2 separate regions of the Homo sapiens genome follow, and region 1 is linked to region 2. The links are chromatin loops, found by intact Hi-C in ENCODE. Cell type or tissue: natural killer cell. All regions are shown on one strand. Links, peaks and the distances in the headings refer to the core of each region. The heading gives the core; the rest is flanking DNA.

Evidence for each region. Hi-C counts contacts between places; a loop is a spot of excess contacts. Peaks named below come from ENCODE experiments on the same cell type or tissue, not always from the same donor. Only the 100,000 strongest peaks of a DNase experiment are listed, where the experiment ranks them.
Region 1: a loop joins it to region 2, with 3 times the contacts of the local background. A loop is called at or near these places in 8 of 110 quality-filtered maps.

What each region holds. Positions count from the first base shown.
Region 1 is chr10:6,491,116-6,494,029 of GRCh38, reverse strand. PRKCQ (protein kinase C theta) reads left to right here. Exons shown (of 18, transcript NM_006257.5): 8 at 2,218-2,347. It overlaps LOC107984202 (a long non-coding RNA gene), which reads right to left and starts at 1,561. Exons shown (of 2, transcript XR_001747350.2): 1 at 1,520-1,561; 2 at 654-971. In natural killer cell, for the core only: no CTCF peak of the experiment used is centred there; DNase peaks (open chromatin) are centred at 369, 1,619 and 2,009; H3K4me3 peaks cover 1,379 bases; H3K27ac peaks cover 2,500 bases.
Region 2 is chr10:6,556,690-6,559,603 of GRCh38, reverse strand. All of the region lies in intron 1 of PRKCQ (protein kinase C theta), which reads left to right. Among named protein-coding and RNA genes, the nearest start is that of PRKCQ, 22 kb to the left of the region's middle. In natural killer cell, for the core only: no CTCF peak of the experiment used is centred there; DNase peaks (open chromatin) are centred at 653 and 1,113; H3K27ac peaks cover 2,300 bases.

The DNA.
Region 1 (2,914 bases), core at 181-2,680, 66 kb after region 2:
GGTGACTCGTGAAAAGCAGTCAGACTGTGGAGCAGAGCTGAAAGTCCATTTGAATTTGACGGAGTCAGCCTGCTCAGGAGTATGATTTTCTCCAACAAAGGGGCAGGTTCAGAGAAGGCGAAGTGGCTGGGTTTTTCCAGAGTAGAATTTCTCCTAACATTTAGAAGCAGAAGGAGATAAACTTGTGCTAACCGGTGATTCTGCTAAGACTCAAAGAGGTTAAAGTAGTTTGTTCATGTTTGATCACCTGTACGTGGCAGAGCTGGTACTAAAATTAAGATCACAATCTCTCAGACCATGTTTTTGCTTGCTTAGATCAAATTTTCACCTCCCAGACTTCTTCCTTTACTTGATGCCTTCAGCTTTTCTAGAAAAAAACGCAAATCTCTGAATCACTGTTAACCTCAATGACTAACAAAGTTCCTGGTACAAAGTCTTGAGAAACTGTCAGCTACATAAATAAATGTCTGTGATATTATCTTCTCCCAGGATATTTTGATTTCTTGTTCACTCAAGGGGACATCATCTTTGGGATTCTTTTGTTCCTCTACCCCTGGAGCAGTATTGTCCGATAGAAATAAATAGAATGAGGGCTACATGTGTAATTTTACATTTCCAAGTAGCCCACATTAAATAAAGGAAAAAGCAATGGGTGAAATTAATTTTAATAATACATTTTATTTAATCCAATCTGTTCAAATATCATTTCAACAAAAAATCGACATTTGAAAAATTCAGATATCTTAAGTAATTTTATACAAAAGTCTTCAAACTCCAGGATGTATTATTTTACACGTCCAGCACATCTCAACTCTAACTCACCACCTTTCAAGTGTTCGCCAGCCCCATGTAGCTCATTGGTTTTCATACTGGAAAGCGTGTACATAGCGTCTTCATCAGCCATGGTGTCTTGAGCTGTTTGCCCCTGCATTCAAGATTCGAAGTGGTCCCCTTCCAGCCTGGACCTTGACCTATTAATTGTCCATATTTAAACTGTGGAATATAAGTGAGTCCCGAAAATTATTTTTTTCTTGGTTGAAAATGGCTGTAGTAAGTGCTGAGCAATTTTTAATCGATTCTACACAGGCTTTCTAAAGAACCAACGCTGACCAGTACCCCTGGCGGGAACGTTAGATCTATTGCTGTGCTGATGAATAAGGCATCTTTGCTATGCACCTTCCCAAAGGAACTGTTGAATTAGAAACTTCTGCAGAGATTATAAACCTTTAGAAAATAAAGCATTTTATCCTGCACAAGAATATTCACATTCTTACCAGGAATCCAACTATCCAAGTGTTTTGTTGTTCCTGCAATAAGTTTGATTTAAACTCTGGAAAACTGTTTTTTAAAAAAATTCCATGTCGATCACTAGCATCCCTCTCCCACTCCCCTCTCCCTACCCCGATAAGCCTTCACATTTATTTTGAGACAGAAAAGAGAATGGCTGGGCTCTGATTCTGACTGCCAAGCTTATAGATATCCCAGCTCTAGAGCTGCGTGTCCTGGGCAAGTTTCTTACCTTCTCTGTGCTTCATTTCCTCGTCTGTCAAAGGAGGATACTAATAGAAGCGACTTCAAAAGGGGTATTCTGAGGATTACGTGAGATATCACCTATGTAATAGATGATGCGTGTGACATATTTGTTAACCGCACCTGGCAGGAACTGCTCCCTCCTCTTGCCACCTCAGTTCATGAATAATAGGTGTGAAAATGCTTCTCACATTAGGCAGTAATACTGATAAACCCATAGAAATGTTTCCTTTAAAGAAGGCATTTTTTTTTTTTTTTTTTACATCTTCCAAAGGTTAAAAGCACTAGTTCTGGACTGAAAGAGAAAAGGAAATATTTATAGTAAAACAGGAAGGGAATCTTCATCTATTTAAATGGGAGCACTGTTTCCTTAGCACTTTTTAAAATAACCCTCATGCAGTCTTCCTGAGCTTTTAGCCTGTCTGTGTGAATGCCTCAGATTTCAGCTGTCTGCAAGGTTCTTGCTACATGCAGAAGGCAAGCATGCCCCGTCACGTACAGTTGCTGAGGCTGCCTGCCTTCTTCAGGCATGACTGTAGGGCTTGACAAGTGACAATGATGGTTTAAAATGCACACAATGCCAGTGTTTTCATTATGATCTCTGTTAGTTATGCTAAGGTATCTGCAAGAACATCCAAAGTCGGGGCCCCAGGAATACACAGATTTCACCTTCTGCCTTTCTTTCAGTTCCACAAGGAGAGATTCAAAATTGACATGCCACACAGATTTAAAGTCTACAATTACAAGAGCCCGACCTTCTGTGAACACTGTGGGACCCTGCTGTGGGGACTGGCACGGCAAGGACTCAAGTGTGATGGTGAGTCCAGTGGGGGATGAGCATGGCCCGACGTGGACCCCCTAGGGGATGGAGCAAGGCTTTCTGGGGAACTGGAGGGAGGATGTAGGGGGTACCACTTCCACACCCAGCCCAGACAAGTCATGATCATAAGTATGGTCTTCTGGGGCAATAAGCCACTATGTTCCTTTCCTTGCACCCTGCAACACCCCCACCCACACATCCCAGAAAAGAGCACAACAGTTCAGGTTCAAGGTCAAACTCCTAGCTCCATCACCTTCTGCCGTACCATAGCCCTGGGGGAAATGAAGACAGTGTTTCTCCTCTCACTGGTCTTTCTACTACTAGTTTCCTCAGTGGGCTCTGGGCTGCCCCTTCCTAATCCCAACAGGTCTAGCTGTGTGGTACCCTAACCCTTCTCCTTTGCACCAGCCAGTAAGATTCTTTCTGTCATCTCATCAAGGAGCAAGCCCAGCACATTCATTTGGCTGACACATGGTCCTGCACAGAAATTCTGTAACATTAGCTTGAGCATCCATCCCTAAACCATTGCTGTGAACTCCAAGTGCCCAGTAAGAGGCTGGCCCG
Region 2 (2,914 bases), core at 130-2,629:
GCAGATCACCTGAGGTCAGGAGTTCGAGACCATCCTGGCCAACTTGGCGAAATCCCATCTCTACTAAAAATATAAAAATTAGCTGGGTGTGGTGGTGGATGCCTGTAGTCCCAGCTACTCAGGAGGCTGAGGCAGGAGAATCTCTTGAACCCAGGAGGTGGAAATTGCAGTGAGCCGAAACTGCCACTGCACTCCAGCCTGGGTGGCAGAGCGAGACTATCTCAAAAGAAAAAAAATTACAAAGGAGTCACTAGATGATCTAGAAAAAGGCATGTCCCTCCTTCCCTGGCCCAAACAATGCACAGCTCTTATCTGCCCCAGTCCTCAAGGGCTGGGACCAGGGCTCTTTTATTACCCAGAAGTTCCTTTGCCAGTTCTTTTCCTGGCACCTAGTTGGTGACTAATGAATATTTCTTCCTAGTGAGCGTAGTATAAGGTATCTGACTGTGGTCATTTATGTTCCTAATGAGGATACGTAACTTTTCTTTTTAAACCTTAACTTTTTATTGCCTATTGCTGAAATGTTAGCAGATAGGCCAATGAGTAGAAAGAACCCCAAGAATTGCCTGATTAATTCCCACTCATGCAGCCCAGGCCCAAGCTCTCACCTTCTGCCCTGCTTTTAACGGCAGCACATGTCACCGCTGACGGGACCTGCCTCTCTGCGCGTGACCATGCACTTGGGACTCTCTAAATGTCTCACCGGAGAATCAATAGCCCTAGTTCAGCTCTGAATGAAGTTTCTCGTCGCCCCCTTCTCTTACACCCTAAGGATAAAGACTGTCTCTGAGAATTTTCCCCAAATCTTCCTAACATAGAGATAAAAATAGTAAAATAAGAAATTAGACCCCTCAACTTCAACTTTAAAATCTTATTTCTCTTCCTGCATCACGGTGACCACCTCCTCACAAGTGCAAGAATAGATGACGATATTCCAGCATGCTGTGATTCTCCTAAAAACCTGCTGCTCCTAGGGACTCTGTGGAGTGAGTTTCCTGGACCGAAGTCACTTCTCAGATCTTCATGTTACACCCATGATGTTTGCTTGCTAAACCATCAGCTTAAGTTATTTATCCTGTATCTTTTATCTCAGTTTTCTGGTTGCATTTTATCTGTGTCATCTTTACTTTAGTCAAGCTAACGCTGTGGTTTTGCAAATTAAATCAGCTGTGGGTTTCAGTATGTAACTCCTCTTTGTGTTTACTAAGCCTTTTTTAAAAAAAACAAAATAGTACTGTATGTCTGTTTACATCTTTAGTAGTGTGTAAGGGAAGATTGTTTTCTTTAGAGTTCTTTTGAACAATTTCAAGGCTATTCAGAAGGATCCATTTTAAGAAACCAAAACATCTTTTTAAAATGCCTTGTTTAATATATATCTTTAGCCATAATGGAATCCCCTTAAAATTTTGAAGTTGATCTGTAATAAAGAGGTTGTGTGGGTCATGAGTCTGGACTTTATAGTTCAGACAAAGAGAATCTGCTTCATGTTTCAAAGCAAGGAAGAGATTTTTTTAAAAGACAGCTCACATGGCCCGTGTAGGGGTGGAAAAGGCAGCGTGAAAGAGCAAGGGGATAAGTAATTAAACATCTATTGGAATCATGAAATTATTAAGAGAAAATGTCTGAAGTTCCAGAGCTAAAAGACTGAAGAGCAGTGATGAAATGCAACAAAAATAACCAGAAAAATCCATGGGACTTGTTGCGTAGATGGTTGGAGGAGATGAAGATGAAGGAGAACTCAGCTGGTTCCAATATTTCTAGCTTGGAAGACTCAGTAAGTGGTAATTCCATTGATCAAGACAGGACAGAGAGGAGAGGTACAGACACTGGAAAAAGTAGAATTCATGTTTGTTTCAGTTGTGTTTGAGGGGCTGGTGGAACATCACCTGGAAAGGTCCAATATGGAGTTGAATACAGGGGACCGAAGAAAGTGAATGTATAGTTCAAGAAAGATATTCTTTTTGAGGCTACTACTAGGTAGAGGGTCATAGGAGCCATCAAAATAGATGAGATTGACCAGAAATGTTGGTTTAAAAAAAAGGGGGAGGAAAGTCAAAATGTATTCCAAAATAGTTAGGTAAAGAAGTGAAACCAACAGAATAAGCTGAAGAGTGAGCTGAGAGGGAAGGAGAGCAGGAGAGAAGAAGGGAGTCGACAGTGTCCTGTGCAGTGTCAAGGAGGAAGACCAAGAAATTGAATTAAAATACAATTGATAGTACAGAGTTACATTTGGTATAGAGAAAGGTCTCTGGAACAAAAGGAAGAAGGTCTCTGGTTGAGGAGGAAGACCATTTCCAGCCGCAGGGTCTGGAAATGACCAAGTCATCAGCGCTCTTGCAGGGAGCAAGATAGATCCACAGAGTGCTGGCTGGAGGAATCCATATGGCAGAGGGCAGAGAAGCGAATGGAAGGGGAGGAAGCAAAGATGGTTCAGGAAGCTGGTTGGTGAAGGAAGGGAGGTAAGGCCATAGCAGCGGGAGAAGCCACGGCAGAAGTTGTTAGAGGTTGCAAAACCGGAGGGTGTTTATAAGCGGGAGTGGGAGACAGGCAGAAATCACAAGAATGGCAAGGGGTTAAAGAAAAGAACAATTCCAAGAGTGTGTACAGGGTTAGGATCATGTATGCATGAGGCATTCAGGGAAGAACTAGATGGAGACTGGGATAAGTTGAACCAGAGCGAAGGAAGTTGAGCCATTTATGTCTTGCGGCTTCCAGTTTTTCCTTAAAATTAACAAGCTCATCTGCCGAGGTGGAGAAGGCAGAGTCATGGTTTTGGAGACATAAGGGGAACAAGTGTGGGACAGCCCGTTTAGGAAATTGGAAAATAAACAGGCCAGGAATAAGATCAAAAATAAAGCCAAGATTGTTGGCAAATTCAGCAATAAATCAAATGCTTACATAATTCATTGTTTTT